5 separate regions of the Homo sapiens genome follow, and all the other regions are linked to region 2. Evidence: chromatin loops called from intact Hi-C (ENCODE). Cell type or tissue: CD4-positive, alpha-beta T cell. All regions are shown on one strand.

The links. Hi-C counts contacts between places; a loop is a spot of excess contacts. Peaks named below come from ENCODE experiments on the same cell type or tissue, not always from the same donor. Only the 100,000 strongest peaks of a DNase experiment are listed, where the experiment ranks them.
Region 1: a loop joins it to region 2, with 7 times the contacts of the local background. A loop is called at or near these places in 6 of 110 quality-filtered maps.
Region 3: a loop joins it to region 2, with 18 times the contacts of the local background. A loop is called at or near these places in 18 of 110 quality-filtered maps.
Region 4: it touches region 2 in a loop (4-fold over the local background); 87 of 110 quality-filtered maps call a loop at or near these places.
Region 5: it touches region 2 in a loop (14-fold over the local background); 12 of 110 quality-filtered maps call a loop at or near these places.

What each region holds. Positions count from the first base shown.
Region 1 is chr20:63,180,845-63,185,844 of GRCh38, forward strand. No RefSeq gene overlaps it. Among named protein-coding and RNA genes, the nearest start is that of MIR124-3, 4.8 kb to the left of the region's middle. In CD4-positive, alpha-beta T cell, a CTCF peak has its summit at 2,713 (motif pointing right); a DNase peak (open chromatin) is centred at 2,687; H3K27me3 peaks cover 1,335 bases.
Region 2 is chr20:63,379,368-63,384,367 of GRCh38, forward strand. LOC124904953 (a long non-coding RNA gene) reads right to left here and starts at 2,523. Exons shown (of 3, transcript XR_007067716.1): 1 at 2,441-2,523; 2 at 892-989; 3 at 1-518. RefSeq lists an enhancer at 2,480-3,164. In CD4-positive, alpha-beta T cell, CTCF peaks have their summits at 2,656 (motif pointing left) and 2,858; a DNase peak (open chromatin) is centred at 2,634; H3K27me3 peaks cover 201 bases.
Region 3 is chr20:63,220,982-63,225,981 of GRCh38, forward strand. No RefSeq gene overlaps it. Among named protein-coding and RNA genes, the nearest start is that of YTHDF1, 7.4 kb to the left of the region's middle. In CD4-positive, alpha-beta T cell, CTCF peaks have their summits at 2,573 (motif pointing right) and 2,775; a DNase peak (open chromatin) is centred at 2,560.
Region 4 is chr20:63,307,104-63,312,103 of GRCh38, forward strand. It overlaps COL20A1 (collagen type XX alpha 1 chain), which reads left to right. Exons shown (of 36, transcript NM_020882.4): 6 at 387-545; 7 at 868-987; 8 at 1,439-1,603; 9 at 2,230-2,394; 10 at 2,655-2,812; 11 at 3,278-3,407; 12 at 4,291-4,436; 13 at 4,522-4,645; 14 at 4,813-4,952. Among named protein-coding and RNA genes, the nearest start is that of COL20A1, 16 kb to the left of the region's middle. In CD4-positive, alpha-beta T cell, CTCF peaks have their summits at 2,594 (motif pointing right) and 2,797; a DNase peak (open chromatin) is centred at 2,598; H3K27me3 peaks cover 1,504 bases.
Region 5 is chr20:63,054,143-63,059,142 of GRCh38, forward strand. No RefSeq gene overlaps it. Among named protein-coding and RNA genes, the nearest start is that of LINC01056, 19 kb to the left of the region's middle. RefSeq lists a silencer at 2,300-2,500. In CD4-positive, alpha-beta T cell, CTCF peaks have their summits at 2,446 (motif pointing right) and 2,646; a DNase peak (open chromatin) is centred at 2,449; H3K27me3 peaks cover 953 bases.

The DNA of each region.
Region 1 (5,000 bases), 200 kb before region 2:
TTTGCAGCCAACATGGACTGCCCTGCATGTCCAGCTCAGCCTCTCCTCCTCCTGCTCACACCCGCAGCCACAGTCACAGACATGCTCACACAGTCTCACCTCCCACGCACACACAGACACTGCCCGCCTCCACTCAGGAAGAGCTGGGCACATACCCCCAACTGAATCCTCAGCACCCAGCCTGCATTGGGTCGGCTGCCAGGCAGTGGTCCTGGTGGACAGCAAACTTGAGCCAAGGGCTTGGGACACCCTCTGACCAGACCATGACACCCAGCAAGGCCAGCTCAGGGCTATCCAGCAGGGCCCTCCCCAGTGTGGGACCAGAGGAAGACATCCCTTCCCTGACCCAAAGATTTTTATTCTGAATAAAACCTAATAAAGCTGCTGAGGCTGAAGCCACAGGCCCCACAGTCCCCTCTGAAATTCCTCCAAATCCCCCGGTCCACGAGCAGCAGAGGTGGGAGGAGCTGCAGGGGCCAGGCCACAATCAGCAGGGGCCAGGGCAGCCAGTCCCTCTATTCTGCAGCCCCTGGTCTCCACCTTGATCTCACCTCCAGGTAGGGCTCCCTGTGTGGCCATTGGCCAGGAGCCCCCACCCTCCTTCCCCTCAAGTCCAAGCCCCCTGGCAGGTCTCTGGCCAGGGCAGAGATTAGGAGCTGGCTCTCAGCCTCCCTGCCCCTGGCTGCCTCCTGGCCGTGCCCATAAGCCGGGCTCCTGGCAGTGATGACCCCAGAGTTCAGACCCTCACAGCCCAGCCTTCACCCCTGGTGCCCAGACCAGCTGCTATTTTGGGGCTGTGGGTGCCAGGAACAGTTGGCAGCTGGGTGGGGTGGGGCATAGGGGATAATGTTTGGGAATGAATTAAAAACTAAAAAATGAAATGATACAGGGTGACTCCCTCCAGCTTATTAGAGGGATGGAGAGGCCTTGCCCGACAGTGAGAGCACAGAGCAGAGAAGTCTGCCTCTGCTTGGTGACCCTGTCCCGAGGTGCCAGGAAGGTAGCAGGGTCTTCTCAAGTCACCGCTAGCCAGGGACATGGGCCAGAGGCAGCCCTGGAATCCAGCAGGCTTGGCATTGGTCCTGGGACCACTCATGACATGCACGTGCACACACAGACACCCTGGAGCCTTATGTCCTGTGGCCCCCAGGGCTGCCACAGAGCCAGAAAGCAGGACCCTCCCTCACGGGCACCGCCAGAAAGCAGGACCCTCCCTCACGGGCACCGCCAGAAAGCAGGACCCTCCCTCACATGCACCGCCAGAAAGCAGGACCCTCCCTCACATGCACCACCAGAAAGCAGGACCCTCCCTCAAATGCATCGCCATAGCCACACTCCTCCACCCTGGACTCTGGCCTGGCCTGACGGAGGCTGCTGGTTATTCACCAGATGGAGGCCCAGGCTCCATGTCTTCAGCCACCGTGCCCTGCCCCAGCATCAAGTTCCCTCCGCACTCTATTTCCTCCTTGGTAGAGGGGAAAAATAAAGCCAGTGTCTCCCACGGTTGCCTCGGGGTAACCGGTGGCAACACCATGAATGAGATCAAGAAGAGGCTCTCCAGGGGAAGCTGAGGCCAGGGTGGGGCCCAGCCCGGGGCTGGGGATGTGTTTCAGGGGGAGCACGGCCAGGCACCCGCCCCCCTCCCCCCGCCCCTCCTTGCCATCCTCATCCCTGCAGGGCTGAGACACGCAGGTCATTCCGGCTCCTTTTCTGGAACTCAGCATCAGCCAAGCCATGATCGCCACAGAGATGGCCACACCCCTCCTCTTCTCAGCTTTGCAACCCCCACCCCAGCTGGCCAGGCCAGATCCCAGAAGGCAGCCCTCACCACCCAGAAGACTCACAGCAGGAATACAGGGATACAGGGGCGGAAATAGGCCCTAGTGCTGGGGAACAGGACTGTTTCAGGGGAGACTCCCCCACCACAAGCCATTTCCACAGATGCTCTGATGGAGCCATGGGGTTGGGGGCCAGCTCAAAGCCGAGGGCAGCTGAGCCCCCTCCTCAGGGCCATGAGTGGTAAAACTGAGCCAGATGGAAACATACAGCCCCTCTGCATCCTCAGCAGATCTCAGCAGACCTGGTCGGGTTGCTCCTGAGATGCTGTGGCCTCTGCAGCTCCTTCATTCCCTGGCTCCCCAGCCCCGAGTCACTGCCAGCTGGGAACATGGGCCAGAGGCGCCCCAGAATCCAGTGGGCCGGGCATTCCAGCCTGGTCCGGGGGCCGCTCTGCCACACAAGTTTATGCCACCACCTCTGAACACTTGGGAGGCATGTGGGCTGGGCTAGGGCACAGCCACTCTGGACCCTCCTGCTGAGAGCCCCAGCTGAGACACAGACCCTTGGCCAACCCCAGGAATGTCCAGCCCTGTGAGCAGGATCTGAGCCCCACACGAACAAACGACCAAGACCAGGCTGGGGACCAGGCTTCCAGGCCCAGGCTGCACCCAGTCCACACACACAGCACATAGGGTCAGTGCTCCATAGTGGGCACGTCTCTGCAGGGACAGGATGGAGATGTCCACGCAGCACACAGACCAAGCTGAGGTAAAGTCTCAAAGTACAACCATGTGGCACACAACCATCCACCTAGGGGCACAGGCAGAACTCCCCAACACACCTCTTGGCTACCTCGGTATGTGTGGCCAGGCCCTCCTGCAGGTGCCTGTACTTACCACGTGAGGGCGCCCTGGAGCTGCCACAGGATCCTGCACCTGGACAGGAATGGGGAGACCCCTGGCAGAATCAGGCCCCAGAAGGACCTGGAGCATTGCACAGACACGAATGCCGTCTGCATGAGCAATGTGTAGAGGCAGGCCCCTCCCCACGGGGAGACTGCCCTTTGCCCCACACACCTCAGACCAGGGGAGGAGGGACACACGGGGGCCCTTGCACATCAGGATGCTCTTTGTTCATTCATTCGTTCATTCAACAGATATTTCTGAGCCCTTCCTAGGAATGGTGCCACAAGCACCACCAAGGTCCAGGTGGGCCTGCAGGGACAGGACCTCCATGGGTAGAGAGGGTAGTCTGGGCTCTGCCTGGAACCCACCTGGAACAGAGTCTGGAACAGAGCGGGAGCATCCTGGTCACAGTGGGTGGGAAGGCGGGGCCCCCTCAGCCATTGGTACAAGGACACAAGGGCATGTCTCAGACTCCTGGAGTCAAGACTTCACCGCTCTGTGCTTCCCTTCTGGAAGCTGGAGGGTAAGTTTAGACATGTTCGTTCAGTAAATGTCAGCGGTCATCATCACCATAATTACTGCCACCATCAGTACCATCACCACCATTATCATCAGTAACATCACCACCATCAACATAACCATTGCCACCATCATCATTGTTATCATCAGTAGCAGCAGTGGCAGGAGCACCATCACCATGGACCCTGCAGAGTGGGGCCATTTAAACTCCCTCTGGCTGGTCCTGTTTTCAGTTCTTTGAAGCAGTGGGGATGTGGGAGAGATGCAGATCCACTGAACTGTGGCCACCCAAAGGTCACTCCATAGACCCATATACTTCTAGGAGGGTGACTGCATGCTGAGGACACAGGAGGGGAAGCTACAGGGCCTCAGTGCCATATCAGCCTGGTGATGCTCAGGTCCCCGACTCCACATAAGGACAGCCCTCCTCTGGCCACAGAGGCCCTGGTCATCACCACCTAAGCAGCCCCTGAACCAGCTAACCTTGGACAGTCTCCAGTGTCCCTTCCCCACAAGTCTTCCCAAATGTCTAGAGAATACCCCTGTCTTGGCCCCCAAAAGGTATTTCCGTGACTTCACACCCAGAGAAGTGCAGAATCTGCTGGGGGCAGGTAGTCCTGCTTAGAAGACATAGTGGCTACCCTGGGAGAGTGGCACCCCCTGTCAGAGCCCACCTGCCAAAAGGCTGGAGATGTCCCAAGAGCCTAAGGACCAAACAGCCCACAGAAAAGCCCATTTCCAGCCAAACCCCACCTTTCCTCATGTGCAGACCCCCCAAGAATTACAGACCTGAGGAGGTGCTGTGGCTTGCACCCAGACAGAGCAGAAGGCGGATCCTTCCCAAGGGGCTCCTGTTTATCTGGGACCATTATCATCTTTACATTAGTTTTACACGGCCCATGTGTGTGCACCTGTGTGTGGCTGTATGCATATGTGCATGTGTGTATTCATTTGTGTGCGTGTGTGCGTGCATGCCTGGGGATGCCTGTGGGCATATGGTCATGCGTGTCAGTGTGTGCCCATGGTAGGGCATATGATCATGTGTGTTTGTGCATTCCTATGGTAAGGCACATGATCGTGTGTGTCGGTGCACGTCCATGGTAGGGCACATGATCACGTGTGTCGGTGTGTGCCCATGTTAGGGCATATGATCGCGTGTGTCAGTGTGTGTCCATGGTAGGGCACATGATCACACATGTTCGGTGCATGCCCATTTTAGGGCATATGACCATGCATGTCTGTGCGTCCCCATGTTAGGGCATATGATCACACGTGTCTATGCCTGCTCATGTTAGGGCATATAATCACGTGTGTCAGTGTGTGCCCATGGTAGGGCATATGATCACGTGTCTGTGTATCCCCATGGAAGGACACATGGTCATACATGTCGGTGCATCCCCATGTTAGGGCACATGATCACGTGTGTCGGTGTGTGCCCATGGTAGGGCATATGATCACGTGTGTCGGTGTGTGCCCGTTATGGCATATGATCATGTGTGTCAGTGTGTGTCCATGGTAGGGCATATGATCATGTGTGTCTGTGCATTCCTATGGTAAGGCACATGATCGTGTGTGTCGGTGCGTGTCCATGGTAGGGCACACGATCACGTGTGTCAGTGTGTGCCCATGTTAGGGCATGTGATCACACGTATCAGTGCGTGCCCATGGTAGGGCATATGATCGCGTGTGTCAGTGTGTGTCCATGGTAGGGCACATGATCACACATGTTCGGCACATGCCCATTTTAGGGCATATGACCATGCATGTCTATGCGTCCCCATGTTAGGGCATATGATC
Region 2 (5,000 bases):
CCGTCGGGGAGGTGTAGCCGGGGCTGTGCGCTCTGTGGAGCTGGTGGGAGCTGGGAACAGGTGGAAGCTCCACCCACTTCTGAGTTGACAGGGTGGGGGCCCAGCTGTGGCTGCAGACCCAGGCATCTCTGCACTCTCGGAGGTCCAGGAAGCCCCTGCCCCCGCTGCCTGGCCTCTCCCTGCTCCCAGTGCCTGCTCTGATTTCAGGGCAAAGTTGAGGCTGAGCCCAGGCACTGTCACAGCCCGCCTGGGTGTACTCACCCTTGGGGCAGCACTGACACACCAGCCTCTGCTGCCCTGGCCCCCCTTCAGACTTTGGGCGCTGACAAGCATGGGAGGGAGGCTGAGGGACACTAAGGGCAGGTCAGTGTGGGCCTGCAGGCAGCCTTCAGCACAAACAGTCTGGGCACCGTGGGCACCGTGGAGAGCAGGTTAATGGTGGCAGGGGGCAGATGGGCTCCTGGGTGGAAAGCGGGGGGTCCCAGTGAAGCCTCATCTTCAGGCCAGGGCTGCCAGTTCTGTGGACCACAGTGAGAACTTGTGATACTTTTTCTGGGCCCACCCATGACCACCCATGGACCAATCGGCATGCATGACCACCCACGGACCAATCAGCATGCATGACCACCCATGGACCAATCAGCATGCATGACCACCCACGGACCAATCAGCATGCATGACCACCCATGGACCAATCAGCATGCATGACCACCCACGGACCAATCAGCATGCACTTCCTCCCCTCTGAAGCCCATAAAAACCCAGACTCAGCCAGACTCCAGATGACAATGGGTCACCTGCTTGCTTAGAGGAGTGACCCACTGCGGGTCGCCTCTGAGCTGTTCAGTGAAGCTCCCCTTCACCCGGTCACCCCCCCACGTGTCCACGTACCTCATTCTTCCTGGTGTGGAACAAGAATGTGGGGCCCAAATGGCAGGGCTGAAAGAGCCATGACAGACAGGGTTGAGACACCCCCCTTGCTCGCCATGCTGTGGGTGATGAGAGGGAGAGAAGAGAGGAGAGAAGAGCTGCGGCCCTTCGGGGAGCCCAGACCAAGGAGCTCCTAGAGCCAGGGCTGTGACGCCATCTTTGGGGCTCTGCAGTTCCTGGTACCTCCAAGCTTCCAGGCACCACCACGTTCCCTGGTGCCAGCTGTGGAAGCCACTTGTGGTCTGCCTGGTCCAGCGCCAGCCTCACAGGGAGCCGGCATGTGGAGCTGTCCTCCCTGCCGCAGCCGGCATGCCTGGCTGTGCATAGTGCCTGGACCCCACGCTCACTCGCTCACACACCGCTCTGCGCCTGGCTAGCCCTCGGCAGGTGTGGGGTCCACGCGGGTAGCATGAGCCAAGCCCAACCTCCTGGGCCGAGTGGGCGGAATGAGCCCAGAGGGCCCCAGCAAACCTTGGCAAAGGTGCCACCGGCCACAGAGGCTTCCAGCAGGAAAAGCAACAGCCCAAGGGTCCCGTGACAAAGGGAGAAGCCTTCCAGCAGAGGCGGGAGGGAGGCGCCCAAAGGCGGAGGGATCCCACCCTCCCACCCAAAGGCCGAGGCCTGGGTGCTGCCCCCTGTGGCACCCTAAAAGCCCCTATGATGTTGCCTTCTCCCAAGACGAGATCATTCAACTGCCAAGATGAGCTTTCTCAGCCTCCCCCAGCCCCCTCAGCCTCCTACACTAGCCCCCTCAGCCTCCAGAACCTGCTCATTCCAACTCCAGGGCCGGCTCCCCAGCCTCACAGGCACCTGGCCTCTGCGGTGTGCCCAGCCCTGCACCAGAGGTAGCTCTGCCTGTGCTGAAGACCTCTGCCTTCTGGGAGAAGGAGGTTAAAATAGGAGCTCATGGGAACCGAAGCCTGGTGGCCGCTTGGGTGTGAAATGCCATTCTCACGGGTTCCCCAGAGCTAGGGGCAACATCATGTGAGTCTGGGGGTCCCCCTCATTCCCCTGGTGTCCCGACTTCCATCAGAGGAGAAAGAAAAGTAGGGAGGCACAGATGTGAACTCAGGATCCAAGGTCTGCCACTGCCCTCACGCAGAGGGCCGCTTTGGCTCGGAGAAAGAGAAGGGTATGACAGGCACCGTCCCTCACCTCCTGTGTGGCTCGGGGGCCCTTGTGGCCTGCAGGCCCTTCCTCCTGCTCTCAGGCTGTGCTGGTAACCGCGCTCCTGCCTGTGTATATTTTTGGCTGGGGAGTTGGCGAAGGGGCTGTTTGTCTCCGAGGCCACTCCTGCCTCCTCTTGAGTCAGGGCGGAGACGGAGCCTTCCCAGGCAGAGGGGAGCGTGGAGGGGGCTTCAGGAGTGTGGGGCCGACCGCTTTCCCTACAGGGCGCTTGACCTGTCCAGAGGGACCAGGGAAGACGGCGGCTCCGGGGGAGGGAACTGGGAACCCGAGACCCAGAAGGTGCAGTGACTGCTCTGCTGGGCCCGGACTCAACACTGTTTACCTGAAATCCGTTTCCAGTTCAGGAGGAAACAGACTCCGTGGCAAGATGGTTTTTCCACTGGCCTCTGGATGCTCGGCCTTCCCTGATACCGCAGCTGCAGTCGCCGTTAACCGCAGGCTGGAGGGAGACCCTGACCCCAGCTCCAAGCCCCCAGTGCAGAGCCGGAGAGCCGGGCCCCAGAAGCTGTCCCTGCAGCACCACCTGCTGGGCGGTGCTGGAAGTGTCGCAGCACCAGCGGGGGCTGGGGGCGCTGCCGCTGGGTGGTGAGGACCCCGGGGTCACGCATCAGGTTATGAACTCTGACTCTGCCATTTGGTCCTGACCATAGTCTCGTCATCTGTAAAATGGGGTCACCAGCACCCCCAGGTGTAAGGACCCCATCTAGGTCCATGCTGGGGACGGTGTCGATGGAGAGAGCTGGGGGCGGGGAGGTGGAAAGAGAGGATGATAAACCAGAAAAGGGGGGACTTTCTGTCCTTATCAAGATGGGGGTGGTCCATCTGGGGACCTAGACTCTTTCATGGCTGGCTCAAGTCCCCAGTGGTCCTGGCCCTACAGCCTCTGGAGTAGGGTGAACTCCTTCGGGTGGCATCAGGGCAGAGGGCCTGGGCAGGACCAGGAATCTCCCCACCCATTTTACCCCCAGGGAGGTCTTGGCCAACCCGCTGAAGGGGTTGGTAATCTCCCCAACCCGTGTCCATGAGGGGTTCTGAGGACCCCCTAGACCCATGTGTGGGTAAACCCTTCTGCACCTGGTGCCAGCTGGACCCCAGCCCCCGCCCCACCATCCCTGTGTGGACTGTCACCAGCCCCACCCCTCCCACAAGCAGGTCTCACCCTCCCTGGCCCAGTCTCCCTCCTTCCCTTAGGGCTGGGGCTGTACCCCATTGGGTTTCTCCTGGCCAATGGCAGACCTGGTCCTCAGCTGCCCAGAATAGCGCTGGGAACCCTTCCTCCTGGCGCTGGCAGCAAGCAGGCGAGAGGCAGGACTCAGCCCGGGGCTCTCCCCACCTGACTGGCCAGCGGGTTTCCACAGCACTACCTGTCCGTCCACACAGGGCATCTGACTTGGAAAGGCTTCTCTCGGCTGATTTTTTTTTTTTTTTTATTTTGAGATCAAGTTCACTCTGTAGCCCAGGATGGAGGGCAATGGTGCAATCTCAGCTCACTGCAGCCTCCATCTCCCAGGTTCAAGTGATTCTCCTGCCTCAGCCTCCCAAGTAGCTGGGACTGCAGGCACCCGCCACCGCGCCTGGCTAATTTTTTGCATGTTTAGTCAAAACAGGGTTTCACCACGTTGGCCAGGCTGGTCTGAAACTCCTGACCTCAAGTGATCCGCCCGCCTCGGTCTCCCAAAGTGCTGGGATGACAGGTGTGAGCCACCACGCCCAGCCTGAATATTTTTTTTAAAGGCACAAAAAATATTTACCAGGCCATTTCTTGCCTCCGGAACCTGAAGAAAATAAAATTCACTTTCACATCCTCAGCAGCCAAGTGGCCCCTTCAGATCCACCTGCTGAGGTCATGGCCAGCCCTGCCCCCAGCAGTTTCCCAGGATGCGTGGCTGGGGGGTGTCCGATCACAAACCGCGGGAACTTTATTTTCAAGGCTGCTGCCTGGCCCGGGGGCTTCGGTTCCACCACATGGGCCAGTTTATCACCAGCCAGCTCTGCCTCGCTTCTTTTTATTGTGTTTTGTTTCCTTAGCAGTAAAATCATTGACTTACTTGTCTGGGTTTTTTTAATTGCAAAACGAATGCATGATGCCTGTAACCATGTCAAATAAAGAGTTATGCACAGAATTAGAATGAGAAAGTCTCTGTCTCACACCTCCCCTCGCACCACCTGCTGGGGTTGGAGGTGGGAAAGGTGCTCCCACCGACTCCGGCAGCCAGGATCACTCAGGGGACTGGGATGCGGAGAGAGCTCGGGGATAGGGCCTAGGAGTCACTGGGCCCCACCAACCACCCAGGCACCTGTCCGAGCCTCAGCGTCCTTGCAGTGCTGGGCCTGAGTCGGCCTCCTGGCGGCTGGGAGCTGGGGAGCCTGGCTCCCCAGGATGGTCAGGACTTTTTGGGAGCAGGAAGACAATAGCCCAGGAAAGCTCACTGGGCCTTCATCCTCACGGACCACTACAGGCAGGGCCCACAGCCGAGAGGTGCAGAGAAGAGCAAGCCAGTGCCGCCCAGGCTGCAACCCTGACCCCACTCCATGCACCGTCCTCCCCCAGTGTCCAAACCCCCCAAAACTCACAGAGGCTACATCGTAGGCACCACCATGGAAAGGAGGCCTGTTTCCAGGGAACCCTCTACCGCCACCCCCCCAACCCCAACCCCAACCTCACCCCCACTCCTTTCGTCACCTCCACCCCCCACCACCCATCCCTACACTCTCGGTGGCTCTCAGTGGCAGCCACATCAAGAACAAACCCACTGGGTCTCCGGGATACCCCGTAACAGGTGGAATTCTGAGAGGTGGGTGGGGTGGGCATTCTGGGGCTGAACTTGGATGAGCGAAGGCCCGGGGCAGGGAGATAGAGGCGGCCATGTGCGGGACAAGGA
Region 3 (5,000 bases), 160 kb before region 2:
TCCCTGAGCAGGTCCCCTCGTGTCCACTGCCGAGTGCAGGTACAGGGAAGACGGCTCAGCACGTGGAAGGAAGCTCTGCATTGCATCCAGAGAGCCGAGGGAGTTAGAGCAACTCTGGATTGCTGGAGCAGCTAAGCCTCTGAGAAGTTAATGAAAGTGTCCAGGCCGCATAGTTACTCTGGCAGCTCCCTGAGCTCTCACCTGGTCCTGAGCCCTGGCACCTGCCCTGTCCTTGGCCCTGCTCCATCGGCATGACATCCCCCAGGGGCCAGCAACCCAGCCTGAACAGTAAAGCTCCTAGCCCCGGTCCTGCTGGTCTGCAGGCCTCAGCTCCCTCCCTGCTTTTCCAGGAGTTGAAACAGGGCCTCTCCTAACTCCACTTTGCCAAGAGCCTCTTCTCCCACTGCAGAGAACTGTCATCTGCCTGTAAGTACCAGTGCCAGGTGCTCTGGGGCCGATGTCTCCGTTAGCCCCAAGGTGGAGGCTCAGGGAGCAGATGTGAGCGTGCCTTGCTCATCGCAGTAGCTTCGGACTGCAGGGATTGCAGGGACTGCAGGGATTGCAGGGATTGCAGGGATTGCAGGGACTGCAGGGATTGCAGGGACTGCAGGGACTGCAGGGACTGCAGGGACTGCAGGGACTGCAGGGATTGCAGGGATTGCAGGGATTGCAGGGACTGCAGGGATTGCAGGGACTGCAGGGACTGCAGGGATTGCAGGGACTGCAGGGACTGCAGGGACTGCAGGGATTGCAGGGATTGCAGGGACTGCAGGGACTGCATTGCTCTTGCAGCACCACCCGCCTCCGTGGACACCTTCAGCAGTGAGACAATGCAGGCTCTGCTACAAGAGGTGCTTACTGGGCTCTGCTCTGGTGAGGAGAGGCCTCGCCTGGCAGCCAGACAGAGTCCCAGCAGGGCAAGATGAAAATTCGGGGCCCTCGTTCAAACAGCAAGAGAAGGCTCTTTCCTTCCTTCCAGCGCCCCTCCCTGCACCTGTGATGGTGTTTTTATTTGTTATTTAACGTCATGTGCTCTTGGGCAAGGGGAGGGGAAACTCTCACAGGCACCTGAACCTGTCCCTGTGGCTCCATGCATGGGCCATGCCCCTGATCCCTCTGTGCCCACACCCAGGTCCCTGCTGGGATGAGGGTTGGCAGGGGTCACTGGGTGGCTAAACACCATTCCTGGGGGTGGGGGGAGGAGGGTTGTGCCAAGCCAGGCTCCCAGACCCCAAGTGCAGGCGCATGCCACCATCTCATCAGATGGCACTCACAAAACACAGATTCAGACAAAAGTGTTAATATCAAGATGGTGACGACAGCACCCTCTGGGTGTGGGGCCGCTTGGGTCACATCCTATGAGGCCAGCCCTGGGTCTGAAAGACACCAGAGGAGTCCCTGGATGCCACCAGGACTCTGGGGCTCTACCAGAGGTCTTCAAAGAGGGGGACCATGGGGACGACTCAGGCTAGAAAGTGGGGAGGAAACCATGCCAGGAGGGGGACCAGAGAGTAACCAACATGATCAGATGACACAGATAGGCACCTGCAGGCTCAGGCTTCACAGCTAGAGCTGCAGGTGGCCCAGAAAGGGAGGCCCCACAATGGCTGGATCTACCTGGGCCAGGTGCCTGGGGAGGGCCACAGGTGGGACAGGAATGAGAATGGGCAGGGCTAGCTCTGGAGAACAGGACCTGGGGTTGGGCGGTGCTACAGGGAGGCGTGCCGGGTGCTGAGTACTGTGCTAGCAAAAGACGCTGCTGATTTCATCTGCCCTTGCAAACAGCAGCCTCTCCCCAGGGGAGCACCTGTCCCAGGATGAGGAAGGCCACCTGGACTCTCCCACCCTTCCACGTGGCTTGCTAGCTGTCTTGGGTGACTCTACTGGCCTGCCCGGCATGTAGCTCCCTTCAGTTGAGTGACCACATTCCTGATATTCTTTCAGGGCGTCCCCTCCTCAACCCCTGTGGTTGGGGATGGATGCCTCACCTGGGCCTGATGCCAGTCCAGAGAGGGAGAAGCAAGTGAATGAAGATGCTTGAACACCAGGATCCAGCTGAGTCTGAAATGGTCCACTTCTGTGCTTTTGGTTGGGTGAAGCAATACATTTCATTTTTAGCTTTGAGTTTCTGTCACCTGCAGCTGAGTGTCCTGACCATAGGGACAAGCATAACATACGAACCTCGGGCCTGGCCCACAGTTCCACAGAGGAGGAGTGTGTCTGGACAGTCCAGCCCTGCTCAGATCCCTCCCTTGTTCCCAGCGCCTCTTGGACCAGGGGCTCCAGGTACCCGTGCGCTAGCCCCACACACCTCTGCACCCCTGTCTGCCTACAGTCCCCAGGATGCCAGCCACATGCACATCCCCCAGGGCCACGCTGTTCCCTCTGCCTGAAGCCGCCTGCTTCACCTCCTCTCCAAAGCTTCGTGTGGCTCCTCGAGATCTCATGCTCACCCTGGGGACACCTGGGACCACTGGGTCATCACTTGTCTGTAGGGACAGCTCCAAGGCCCCTGGTGTCACCTCTGTGCTGTCACCTGCTTTATGTCCAGCAGAGGGAGCTCTGAATCAGGAGTTAGGTCCTTGGTGTGCACCTTCCAGCTCCCCAGGGACCTGCCTCAGTTTCCCCAGCTGGGAGGCAGCATGTGGAAGGGAGCGCCAGAGGGGCTCACCCCACCTGGTGGGCATTCTGTAACTTGTGGCCTGCTGTGTCCAGCAGGTGCTGCTATTGAACCTTTGAAATTGAGAAACTGCCCTTTCAATTTTATTTAATTAAATTCCAGCAGACACACGCAGCTAGTGGCTAATGTCTTTGACGGCCAAGCTCAGACTCCAGGCACTGATACTCAACGCTGATCCTTCACACTCCCAGAAAGCTTTAATTAACACACATGTCCACCCCTCTGCCCCCCACCGACCCCCAGCAGAGAAATCAAAGTAGTCTGGGGTGGAGTTGGTGACCTACATGGTCAGGAGGCCTCTGGTTGAGCCTGAAACCTCCAGGTGAGCCTGATGGCTGCACATGTGCCTAGCACTCTGCGAGGTTGGCAAGCTCCTAAGACCTGCTCACCCACCCTGCTCCCTCTGCTGCGTGGAGCTGGGGAGTGTTCAGTGGCCCCTCTCACTCTGCGTGTGGAGCTGGGGAGTGCTCACTGGCCCCTCTCACTCTGCATGTGGAGCTGGGGAGTGCTCACTGGCCCTGCTCACTCTGCGTGTGGAGCTGGAGAGTGCAGTGTCCAGTTTGCCTCTTGCAGCCTCTTGCTTCCCCTTCCCTCTCCAGAGTCCTCCCTGTGGTCCCAGAGCTCCCTGATCTAGCCTTTCCTAAAGCTGACTCAACCACCTCCTGGATTCCCAGGCTGGAATCTGGGGCCAGAGATGGTGCATCTCATGTTTTCAAATGATGCCCAGAAGCTCACAGATAGCAGGGCTGTTCGGTGGATGTCTGGGCTCTGCAGGATTGCGGGAACAGAGGCCTGCTGCTCTCATCCTCCCGCCCTCCCCATTAATACAGGCCTTCTGTCCATCCCTGGCCCTAGGTGGCCTCTCAGCTCAACTTCACAAGCCACAGGGGCTTGGGAAGCTGCAGGAAGGAGCCAGGCACAGCTGTACTAAATAAGCTTCTCCCCACCCCTGCCCCCAACAGGCCTGGGCCAGGCATGCCAGGAAAATAAATCAGACTAACGGACCCAGGTGGGGCCACAGCCACGGGAGGTGTGGTCCAGACAGCTGCCGTGGCACTGAGGAATGCTGACCATCCAGACTGAGACCCATGGTCGGGTCAGCATCCAGCCCAGCCCAGTCCAGCAGGTGGGGAGAAGCCCGTGGTGGGGCCTGCTCTGGGCCCACGCTGGTCTTCTCAGGACGCTCCCTGCTGGCCTCTTGCAACTCTGCCTGTGGCTCTCTAGGCGCTGGCTGGGAGCCAGCGCTCACCGCAGCCAAAGCCCAGAGGGATGGACTTGCGCCAGGATGCTGGCCCCTTGGCAGGATACCTGGGGAGTCCCTGGGCTCTGGGAGGCCCTCAGCGGGGTGCCCAGGGCAGTGACCCCTCGGGAACATACCTACTGCTCATTTTTGTTTTGGGGTCTGCTCTGGAGAGCTCCACCTAAGACTCGGGGAGGAAGCTGTAAACCAAAAAGCATGAGAGGCAGGGCTCAGTCGATCGAGACGTTTATTTTGCCAAGGTTAAGGACATGCCTAGAAGAAAAGCACATGGAGTCACATGTCCTTTTAGTCTGTGGTCTGTGCCTTTCTCCAAAGATGCTTTTGAGGGCTCCACCATTTAAAGGGGGGGAAAGCAGGCTGGAGGGGCAAGAGGGAGGCCTTGGTAATCACATGCTGCAAGAGAAGAGGAGCAGGCAGGGGAATCGTCAGCTGTGTGTTCCTCTCATGCTCGGAAACCTGCACTTGTATGAAATAAGGTGAACGTCTCCTGTAGAGATGCTTCACCTGTTATCTGTAACTACCTGCTTAGGAACAAAAAGAAAGGCAGCTTCTCACATGACTTAGCTTTTAGTTTAATTTTTTTCTTGTGGCAGAGTGAATTGGGGTCCTGAGTTTGTTTTTGTTTTTGTTTTTGTTTTTGTTTTGAAACAGAGTTTCGCTCTTGTTGCCCAGGCTGGAGTGCAATGGCGTGATCTCAGCTCACCACAACCTCCGCCTCCAGGGTTCAAGCGATTCTCCTGCCTCAGCCTCCCAAGTGGCTGGGATTACAGGCATGCGCCACCACGCCTGGCTAATTTTGTATTTTTAGTAGAGATGGGGTTTCTTCATGTTGGCCAGGCTGGTCTCAAACTCCCAACCTCAGGTGATCCGCCCGCCTTGGCCTCCCAAAATGCTGGGATTACAGGCGTGAGCCACTGCACTGGCCTTGTTTTGCGATGGAGTCTTGCTCTTGTTGCCCAGGCTGGAGTGCCGTGGTGCAGTCTCAGCTCACTACAACCTCCGCCTCCTGGGTTCAAGCGATTCTCCCACCTCAGATTCCCGAGTAGCTGGGATTACAGG
Region 4 (5,000 bases), 72 kb before region 2:
GGATGGCGGCTTTGCCTCCACAGCGCCGCGCTGCGGTGCTCACGGCGGCTCTGCTGGGGCTCTTTGTGGTGCCCACCCTCCCCTCCTTGCCTGGTTTGCACCTGGTGGGCTTCTGGGCCTGATGTCTGGGCGGGCAGCTGCATGCAGCCGTGGAGGGCAGAGGTGCCCGAGCACCAGGCTGCCTCACATTAGCGGTGGCTCGATGTGCAGCCGTGCCGGTGTGGGGCTGTCTAGTCCGGTGAGGCCTGAGGGCCTTGGAGTCCTTTCCCCTGAAACCTGGCCCAGCCTGCCTCACTCTTGTGGCTGGAGCCCCGGGGTAGGTGATCTGGGGGCCTTGGACCAGGGATGGGCCTCACCTAGCACCTGACCCGCTCCCACCGCCCCAGCCGGCCCCCAGTTCCGCTGCCTGCCCCCCGTGCCTGCTGACATGGTCTTCCTGGTGGACGGGTCCTGGAGCATTGGCCACAGTCACTTCCAGCAGGTCAAGGACTTCCTGGCCAGTGTCATCGCACCCTTTGAAATCGGGCCGGATAAGGTCCAAGTAGGTGGGTGCTGGCCCGGCCCGCCTCCTGCCCCACCCGGGTGTGGTCCCCACAGCTCTGCCAGAGGAGGCTGTGACCTGTGGGGGTCCCCGTACCAGCCAGGGCTCTCACCTTGTGGGGTGGGACGCCTGCTCCACATGGGGTGTTCTGGGGACCCCTCCGTGTGGAGGCCCTGGCTCTGCAAGCGTCCTCTCCCTGGGGACTGGCTACTGTGGCCAGGTGACCCCACAGAGGCACGTGCAGCTCTCAGGTGTGGCCTTGTGCCAAGCTCCCTGGGCATCTCAGCATTGGAAACTCAGCCCGTGGCCATGCCCCTGCTCCCCAGGCCTGACTCAGTACAGCGGGGATGCTCAGACTGAGTGGGACCTGAACTCCCTCAGCACCAAGGAACAGGTGCTGGCAGCTGTGCGCCGCCTCCGCTACAAGGGGGGGAACACGTTCACAGGTACGGCCCAGGCCTGCCCCTCCCTCTGTCCTGAGGGCGGACCTCCTTCTGCCGCCCTCCCAGATCCCGAAAGCTTGTGTGTAAATCGAGCTCCAAGTGGTGTGGACCTGAGCCCTGTTCACACCTTTATAGAGGGCAGAGTCACCCCCTTGTTTACCTTTGATGAAAACGAGGGCCTGTGTCCAGCGCGTGGCTCCTCTGTTCCACATTAGCAGCTCTGGCTGGGTCCACACCCGGCCCAGTCTGGGTGCTCACCTTGCAGGTAGGGTCTGGCTGGGGAACTTGGGGCCCTTCAACAGGTAGACCCTCCCTGCTCCCTTGGGCTGCTGCGGGGCCTCCTGATACCCCACAAGGGAAGGAGAGGAGCATCTCTGCTGTCCGGTTGCTGCCAGCCGAGCACCAGGAGGGGATGCTGGCAGCTGCCTGTCACTTTATTCCTGCTGCTCCCAAGGCCTTGCCCTGACCCACGTGCTGGGGCAGAACCTGCAGCCGGCGGCTGGCCTCCGTCCAGAGGCAGCCAAGGTGGTGATTCTGGTGACGGACGGCAAGTCCCAGGACGATGTGCACACTGCTGCCCGTGTCCTCAAGGACCTGGGCGTGAACGTCTTCGCTGTGGGTGAGCACCATGCGGCTCCCCCGGCCCTGGAGTCTCACCGCCGGGTGGGTTTAGGGTCGCAGCAGGGAGCTTGCATTGGGCACCTGGTCCCTGAGCCCCAGCTTCCACATCTGCGGCACGGAGCTGCACGCAGAGCCAGGCACCGCCTGGCACTCAGAGGCGATGGCACAGGCGGGCTGCTCCTTTCCAATCGCCTGGTGTTTGGTGCCCTCCGTGGAACCACCCCAACCCTCCCCCTGTGGCGTGAACTTCCCTGGTGAGATATTCACTGAGCAGCTCCAGCTGCCCCCTCTGGCCACCATCCCTGTGCCTGGTGACTCCCGCCTGCTGTGCCCTGGCAAGGAGCTTCCTGGCATCCTCCAGGGCCTGGGACTCACAGGCGAATCAACTCTGTCCTGTGGGGAGGAAACCCCAGATTTCGAGGCAGGAGTCCCAGGAGCACAGACCCTTCCTTGATGCCCCCAACCCCTCGGGAGCGCCTGGCCCAGCATGTGGGTGGCAGGTGGGCCGAGTACAGCCCATAGGCCTCTTTACTCCTGACCCAGTCTCCATGGAGACCCCCACCGCAGGTGGCCCCGTCGGGTGACCCCAGTGCAGGCCAACCCCACCTCCCTCCTCACGAGCAGGTGTGAAGAACGCCGATGAGGCTGAGCTGAGGCTCCTGGCGTCCCCGCCGAGGGACATCACCGTCCACAGCGTGCTGGACTTCCTGCAGCTCGGCGCGCTGGCTGGCCTGCTCAGCCGTCTCATCTGCCAGAGGCTCCAGGGTGGGAGCCCGCGGCAGGGCCCAGGTGAGGGGCAGGGTCACCCGCACAGGCTGCAGCCCCCCCGGCTGCTTTGGGCAAAGGGTTGGGGGGACGCTGTGGCTCCCGTGTGGTACCTGAGGCCGGCTCCTGTGGCTCTGAGGGGGTCTGCAGCACCCCCTTACATCTGTCCACAGAAGGGCTGGGGAGCAGCTTTCCTGTCCCTCCTGTGAGTGGCCACCAGGGGGAGCGTGGACACAGCTGCCCGTGCAGTGACCACCTGCCCCCCACTCCCGCTACTCCAGCAGCAGCGGCTCCAGCCCTGGACACCCTCCCTGCCCCCACCAGCCTGGTCCTGAGCCAGGTGACCTCCTCCAGCATCCGCCTGTCCTGGACTCCAGCCCCCCGGCACCCCCTCAAGTATCTGATCGTTTGGCGAGCCTCTAGAGGTGGCACCCCCAGGGAGGTGAGGGGGCCGGTATACAGGGCTCCCCGAGCCGGTCCTCAGCCGTAGTGAGATCTGATAAGCCAAAGGGAGGGCAGGAATAAAGGCCCACAAATAACTGGGTCCAGGCTGAGAAGGGGGTGTCGAGGGGCTGACAGCCCAGGGACTCACTGGGGAGCTGCGTCTGGGAGGCAGCCTGGGATGAGTGCATTTTAGTGGCCGAGGAGGGCAGAGCAGGGGGCGTTCCGAGGGTGCTGGGGTTAGGGTCAGACTCAGAGCGCCTTCTCCCTTTGATTGATCGATCGATGGATAATTGTGGTGGGCCTGGCACTGCTCTGTCGTAGGTACAGGGAGCCCAGGCCTGTGGGAAGTGGGGCACCCTGCGGGCCCCAGCTGAGCTCACACTCCAGCTGACGGAGTTCCTGTCCTGCTCCCCATCCCCCGGCACCCCCCTTCCTGGCTCCGTCCTTGCCCACTCTGTTCCAGGTGGTGGTGGAGGGACCCGCCGCCTCCACGGAGCTGCACAACCTGGCCTCCCGCACAGAGTACCTGGTCTCCGTGTTCCCCATCTATGAGGGCGGGGTTGGCGAAGGCCTGCGGGGCCTGGTGACCACAGGTAGGTGGGGCAGAGGCAGCGGCCAGGTTCTGGGTGGGAGGCCCCACTCACGGCTGTCCCTTGGAGCCTGACACCCCAGGGCAGCATAGCGAGCAGCTCTGGATCTTAACCACCCACAGTTGGCACCATCCCCAGCTTGCTGTGTGACCAAGGCCGAGTCACTGGGCCCCTCTGACCCTGGGTGTTCTCTTCTGAACACCAGCTATACCGTTGGTGTCATCACCTCAACTGTAATCACAGCCCATTATGCTGCTTGTCCACAGTGTTCATGGAGCTCCCCCCTGCTTGGCCTCCAGCACGTGGCTTAGCTCGCTGGGTTCTTGGACCCCCAGGGACTGCCATGAGCCCGTCTGTAATAGCCTTGTTGAGATGTAATTTACACACCATACAACCTGCCCATTTAAAGTGTACAACTCCAGTGGCTTTGGTATATTCAGAGCTGTCACCCATGGCCACAGTTCATGTTAGATCATTTTCATCCCCCCAGAGGAACCCTGCACCCCTAAGCACCCGCCCCCCCAGCCACCCCAAGCCACCTTCTGTCTCTGGATGTGCCTGTCCCAGACGTTTCCTGCAGGTGGAATCACACAGTGCAGACTTTTGTGTCTGGGTGTTTCCCAAAGCCCTTTTCACCCCCCGGAGGCCACATTCCTCCCATGACCTCAAGGCAGATGGCCTTAGACAAAACTGTGGGGTGGCCTTGTGTCCCCAGAGCTGGAGCCACAAACCTTGGCCCAAGGTGAAGCCTGGGAAGTGCCACTTTGAATCCTGTGCACCTGCCAGGCGGTGGCCGTGCCCACCCACTCTGGTGTGAGGGTGCCCCGTGCGTGGGTGTGATCTCTGTGTGGGCTCCTTCCTAAAGTGTCCCTGCATGGCCCCCCAGCACCTCTGCCTCCGCCCCGGGCGCTGACCCTGGCCGCAGTGACGCCCAGAACCGTCCACCTCACCTGGCAGCCCTCGGCCGGGGCCACCCACTACCTGGTGCGATGTTCTCCTGCTTCCCCCAAGGGTGAAGAGGAGGAGCGAGAGGTGAGCTGGGCCGGGGGGTGGCGGGGGAGGCAGAGGAGTGGGGCAGAGCGAGTGGGGGCTGGCCTGGGACGTCATGTCTCTGCAGGTGCAGGTCGGGCGGCCCGAGGTGCTGCTGGATGGCCTGGAACCTGGCAGGGACTATGAGGTCTCGGTGCAGAGCCTGCGAGGCCCTGAGGGCAGCGAGGCCCGGGGCATCCGTGCCAGGACCCGTGAGTGCTCCAACCCCGGCTGCCTGCCCACAGGCGGGTGCCCCATCTTGTTCCTCAGCCTTCCATGGCATGGGAGACCTCAGGCCCCCTCGGTCCCAGCCACTGCCCACCCTTGCCCCTGCCATGGAGGCCGCGTGCTGGCCTTGAGGCTCTGCTGTGCTTTGCAGCCACCCTGGCCCCCCCGAGACACCTGGGCTTCTCAGACGTGAGCCACGACGCGGCACGAGTGTTCTGGGAGGGTGCCCCGAGGCCTGTGCGCCTGGTCAGGGTCACCTATGTGTCCAGCGAGGGTGGACACTCGGGGCAGGTGAGAGCAGAGCCCTCCGGGGGCCCGAGTGTCTTGAGGGACCACAGG
Region 5 (5,000 bases), 330 kb before region 2:
TTGGGCTTCCCCAGAAGTAGATCCCGAAGCAGGAATGGGAGGTGTCCCAGCGTGGCGGCGAGTTACTTCAAACTGGGTGGCTTTAAGTAACGAGGATTCATTCCATCTCCGTTCTGGAGCTGGACATCTGAAAGCAAGCTCTGGGCAGGGCTGGCTCCTGTGGAGGCTCTGGGAGGGGGTGTGGTTTCTTCCTGGTCCCTTCCAGCTTCTGGTGGCTCCAGGCCTTCCTTGGTGTCCCCGGCTTGCAGCCGCATCACTCCAATCTCTGCCTCTGTTTTCCGTGGCGTTTTTCTCCAAATCTACCTGTCTCAGCTTCTCCATCTCTTATGAGGGCACCCTTCATGGGATTTGAGGCCCACTCTAATCCATGATCCTTACCCTAATTACATCTGCAAAGACCTTATTCCAAATAAGGCCACATTCTGTGGTTATGGGTGGACATATTTGGGGGCCCTGTTCATCCTACTTAAGGAGGGAAAGTTGTTTATTTTGGAGGTGACTCTGAGAGCACAGCAGCAGGTGAGTGGGAGGTGAGATGCCCAGTGACCAGGGCGGCCATCAGGCAGGCCACGGCCAGGCTTCTGGGCTCAGCCTCACCAGGTCCTCAGCTGCCCAGGGCTTTCTCACCCAGGACCTGCCTGGAGACTGCTCCGGGGCCATCAAGTCCCCGGCATGTCAGCCCACCCTGGCCAGAAACAGCCTGGTCAAGGGGCACAGGGCTGTGGAGTTGGGGTGCCCAGGAAGGGGAGAACCAGCGGGGTCCATGGGCCAGGAGAGTCCAGCCTTGAAGATGGGGGTGTGAACCACACAGTCACGGTCTCAAAGGCACAGAGCTTTGAAAGCAAGGTAGTAGCTCCTCAAGCCCTCTGGGCACGCCCCACCAGGGTTTGTGTGTGGAGTTAATAGGGGGCAGTTCCAGGAGCACACCAGAGGGGCCGGGGCAGCCGGAGGGGCCAGGGCAGTGGAGGGCTGGGCAGCTGGGGCCCAACCCCAGTGGGGACTGAGAGGCCTCGTGACTGCTGCCTCAGATCCACCTCTGAAGGGCGGGAAGCCTGGGCTCTCCCTGTCCCCCACAAACCAGGGCTGGGGTGTAGCTGGGGGGTGTGGAGTGAGGCTGGTGAGAGGTGCCCGACGGGAGAAGGGCCCCGGTCCAGCAGCTTTCCCTGATCAACCAAGGGGGATCTATTTTGTTTGTAAAAAGCTGATTATCATAGATAAATGTGTCTAATTAGTCTCATTTGCTGACACACAAGCCTTTAATTGCAAGTTGAATAATTAGACATATCTGCATATGTAAATGATACAGTTATACCCTATGTCAGTCTTTAACGTGATTCCTCCAGAGACAAATAATTCTATTTCAGGAGAGAATATGATATATTAATTTACATAGACAAACAACTTTATTTAGAACCAGCAACTCTCGTGTTTGTTTACATAAAGTAATAACTCGAGAAATGGGAAAGATCGATGTTGCAGCAACATCTGGAGGCTCCTAACCTGCAGGGGAGTCCCTGGCAGCCTCCCACGGGAGCTGGGTCTTCCTCCGCCCTCCTGGGGCCCCAGTCCTCCCACGTGGACAGCAGCTCTGGGCCTGGGGGTGGGCTGGGGCCCAGGCCATGGGGTCTCCCTCCCCTCTTCCCCCTCCACCCTCCCTCATGCCATGCTTCCTCCTCTGCCCCTTGTCCTCGCTGGGTGGCAGGATGGGTGAGATGCCCGGTGGCCCTGCAGGCCTGCAGCTGGCCCAGTGCATGTGGGTGTCCCCTCTCCATGGCTGTGCCCTGCATGCTGGCAGAGCTGCCAGGGGCAGCTTGGAGCAGGAGCAGCTGGAGCTTGGGTCCTGATTCAGGCAGTGCTACAGCCGGCTCCCTGCCAGGCCCTGGGTCAGCTGCCCACCTCCCCAGTGGGTGTCATGCTCAGCAGCCTCAGGACAGGGCTGGGGGGCTGGCTGGTGCCGCCTGCCTCTGTCAGGCCCCCGGCCTCCACTCTGGCTGAGTACATCGTCTCCTCTCTGAGCTGGGCAGGGCAGCCACTGGCGACCCCTGGCATCCTCCGGGTCTGACTGGCGGGGACAGGGCTGCGAAAGCATTTGGAGGCCTGACCTGGAAGGAGGAATGAGGGGCCAGCTGAGGGCGTCCCAGGCAGAGCCAGGCTTGCGATGCCCAGGGTGCCCGGGGCACAGAGTGGCCCGGCCGCTCCCACACCCCTTCCCCCTTCCCTGGGCCCGTGGTCACATGGGTTTCGCTGGGAGGCAGAGCGTGAGGAATTTGGCTCTGGTGGAATGAGGACGGCTGCACTCCCTGCTTTGCAGAGGGCCCGCACAGCAGCCCGTCACTGTGGCAACCGGCTCCGTGATGCTGGCAGGAGCTGACATCGTCCCAATTCGCCCCTGTGGTCCCTTTTGGTCCCCCTCCCCTCGACCGCCAGGAGCCGCTGTGGATCGAGTTGGCCAGCAGAGGGCAGCAGAGGGCTGGCGGGGCTGGCGGGGCTGGCGGGGCTGGCGGGGCTGGCAGTGGACGCCACACTTTGGGGTCTCCAGGCCCCCAAGTCTTCTGGGGAAAGCAGCAGACAGGCGACAGCCACAGGGATGGGGAGGCGCCATCACTACTGCAACCACTGGGGGTAGCCCTTGGCCCGTCTGGGGGCATTTCATCTTTGGCAGAGCTGAGGGGTCCAGCACGTGGGCCTCTAAGGAGGGGTCTCCCGCCCACCGCCCCCAGTGCTACTGTGACCGCGGCGGCTCGGCCCCGCCTGCACTCCCAGGTTCTCACTCATGCAGTCACTCACTCATTCGCTCGCTCATTCACTCGCTCATTCACTCATTCATTCACTCGCTCATTCACTCATTCACTCATTCACACACACTCATTTGTTCACTCATTCCTTCACTCAATCATTTACACACTCATTTGTTCACTCATTCATTCACATACTTATTTGTTCACTTATTCATTCCTTCATTCACTCATTCATTCACACATACTCATTTGTTCACTCATTTCCTTATTCACTCATTCACACATGCACTCATTTGTTCACTCCTTTTTTCATTCATTCATTCACACACACTCATTTGTTCACTCATTCATTCACTTATTCACATACACTCACGCATTTGTTCAGTCACTCATTCCTTCATTCACTCACTCATTCACACACACTCATTTGTTCACTCACCCATTCACACACACTCATTTGTACACTCACACACAATCATTTGTTTACTCACTCATTCACATTCACTCATTCATGCACACACTTACTGATTCATGCACACACTTATTTGTTCACTCACTCTTGTTCACTCATTCATTTCTTTCACTCATTCACTCACACACATTCACTCATTCATGGACACACTGATTCATACACACAGTTGTTCACTCACTCATTGCTTCATTCACTCGTTCACTCACATTCATTCACACATTCATTTGATCAGTCATTCATTCATGCAATCATTTGTTCACTCATTCCTTCACTCATTCATTCACACACTCATTTGTTCACTCCTTTCTTCACTCATTCATTCACACACTCATTTGTTCACTCATTCCTTCACTCAATCATTCACACACTCATTTGTTCACTCACTCATTCCTTCATTCACTCATTCACACACTCATTTGTTCACTCGCTAATTCAATCATTCATTCACACACACTCATTTGTTTACTCACTCATTTGTTCACCCACTCATTCCTTTAGTCACTCATTCATTCACACACTCACTTGTTTGCTCACTCATTCCTTCACACACATGCACTCACTTGTTCACTCACTCATCCACACACATTCATTAATTTATTTACACACACTCACTCACTCATTTGTTTACTCAGTCACTCCTTTGTACACAGGGAAAGAGTAAGGTACCTTTCCCTCCTGTTCAGCTGCTGCCAGAAGCAGTGTCCAGTTCTCCTGGTCTAAGCAGGACTCAAGGTCCTGCAGCAGCTCAGCAGCCCCTGGAGCTGCAGCGTCTCCTTTGTTCTCTCTGAAGGGGGCATGCCTTGGCCCCAACATTCTTGTCCTTCATTTTTTGAAGTTTCTTCCCCCTCTCTCCTGGCTAATCTCATATCTTAACTACCAATATAAGACAAAATATTTCTGTGACTTTCTTTCCAATTCAATAAATCCATCTGGTGAGAAGAGAAAAAAATGCAAGAAGAGAAGAGGCAATGCCGCACCCCAAACCCTGTCAGTCACTCACACTGAGGACATTTTCACGAGGCGTTAATGGGTGATGTTTGAATTCTGGTTGCCAGCACAGATCAGGGCAAAGCTCTTGTAAAACTCTATTAAAGTCTGTGGATCCAGCTGAGACACAGGGCTGGGAAACAAAGTTAACTGTTCTCCCTCCTGAGCGGCTTGTGGTTCAGGAAACACCCCCAAGCCCCTGCCTTGGGGGATCTGTGGGTGAGAGGGAAGCATATTTGGATACAGCTTCAAGAGAGAGGTCCGACTGCTCTGTGTGTACACGTGTGTGTGGATTGCCCTGTGTGCACCAGCTCTGTGAGTGCCTGCATGGGAGTGTGTACACACCTGTGCTCTGTGTGCATCCTCAAACACACCACACCAACAGGGGTCTGGCATTGCCTCCCTACGGTGCTCATGGTGAAGTCCTCGGACTCCAAGCCCCTCTTCTGCGCCAGCAGTGACCAGGCTGTGGTCAGCATGGCCTGTTGGTGGCCTTTGACTTCCTCTGTTGGCAGATGGCTTGAGGCCCCCCAGTTCAGGGCCACAGGTGACTTCCCCCTTTCCCAGGTGGTGGGGCCCTGTAGGCTTGACCAGCCCCAGGCTCCAGAGCGCACAGAGGTGGCTGTCCACAGAGCGCGGGAGGCATGGGAGGGTGTGCTGCTGCCTGCTGGTCATCCAGCTCCTCGCCCATTAAGGAGCCCGCTTTCCCCTTTGGGAGGCCACAGGGGCTGGCGAAGGCCCTTCAGCTGTGGCTCAGGTGGGCTGGGCACCACTGCAGGAGAAGCCTCCTCCAGATGGGAGGA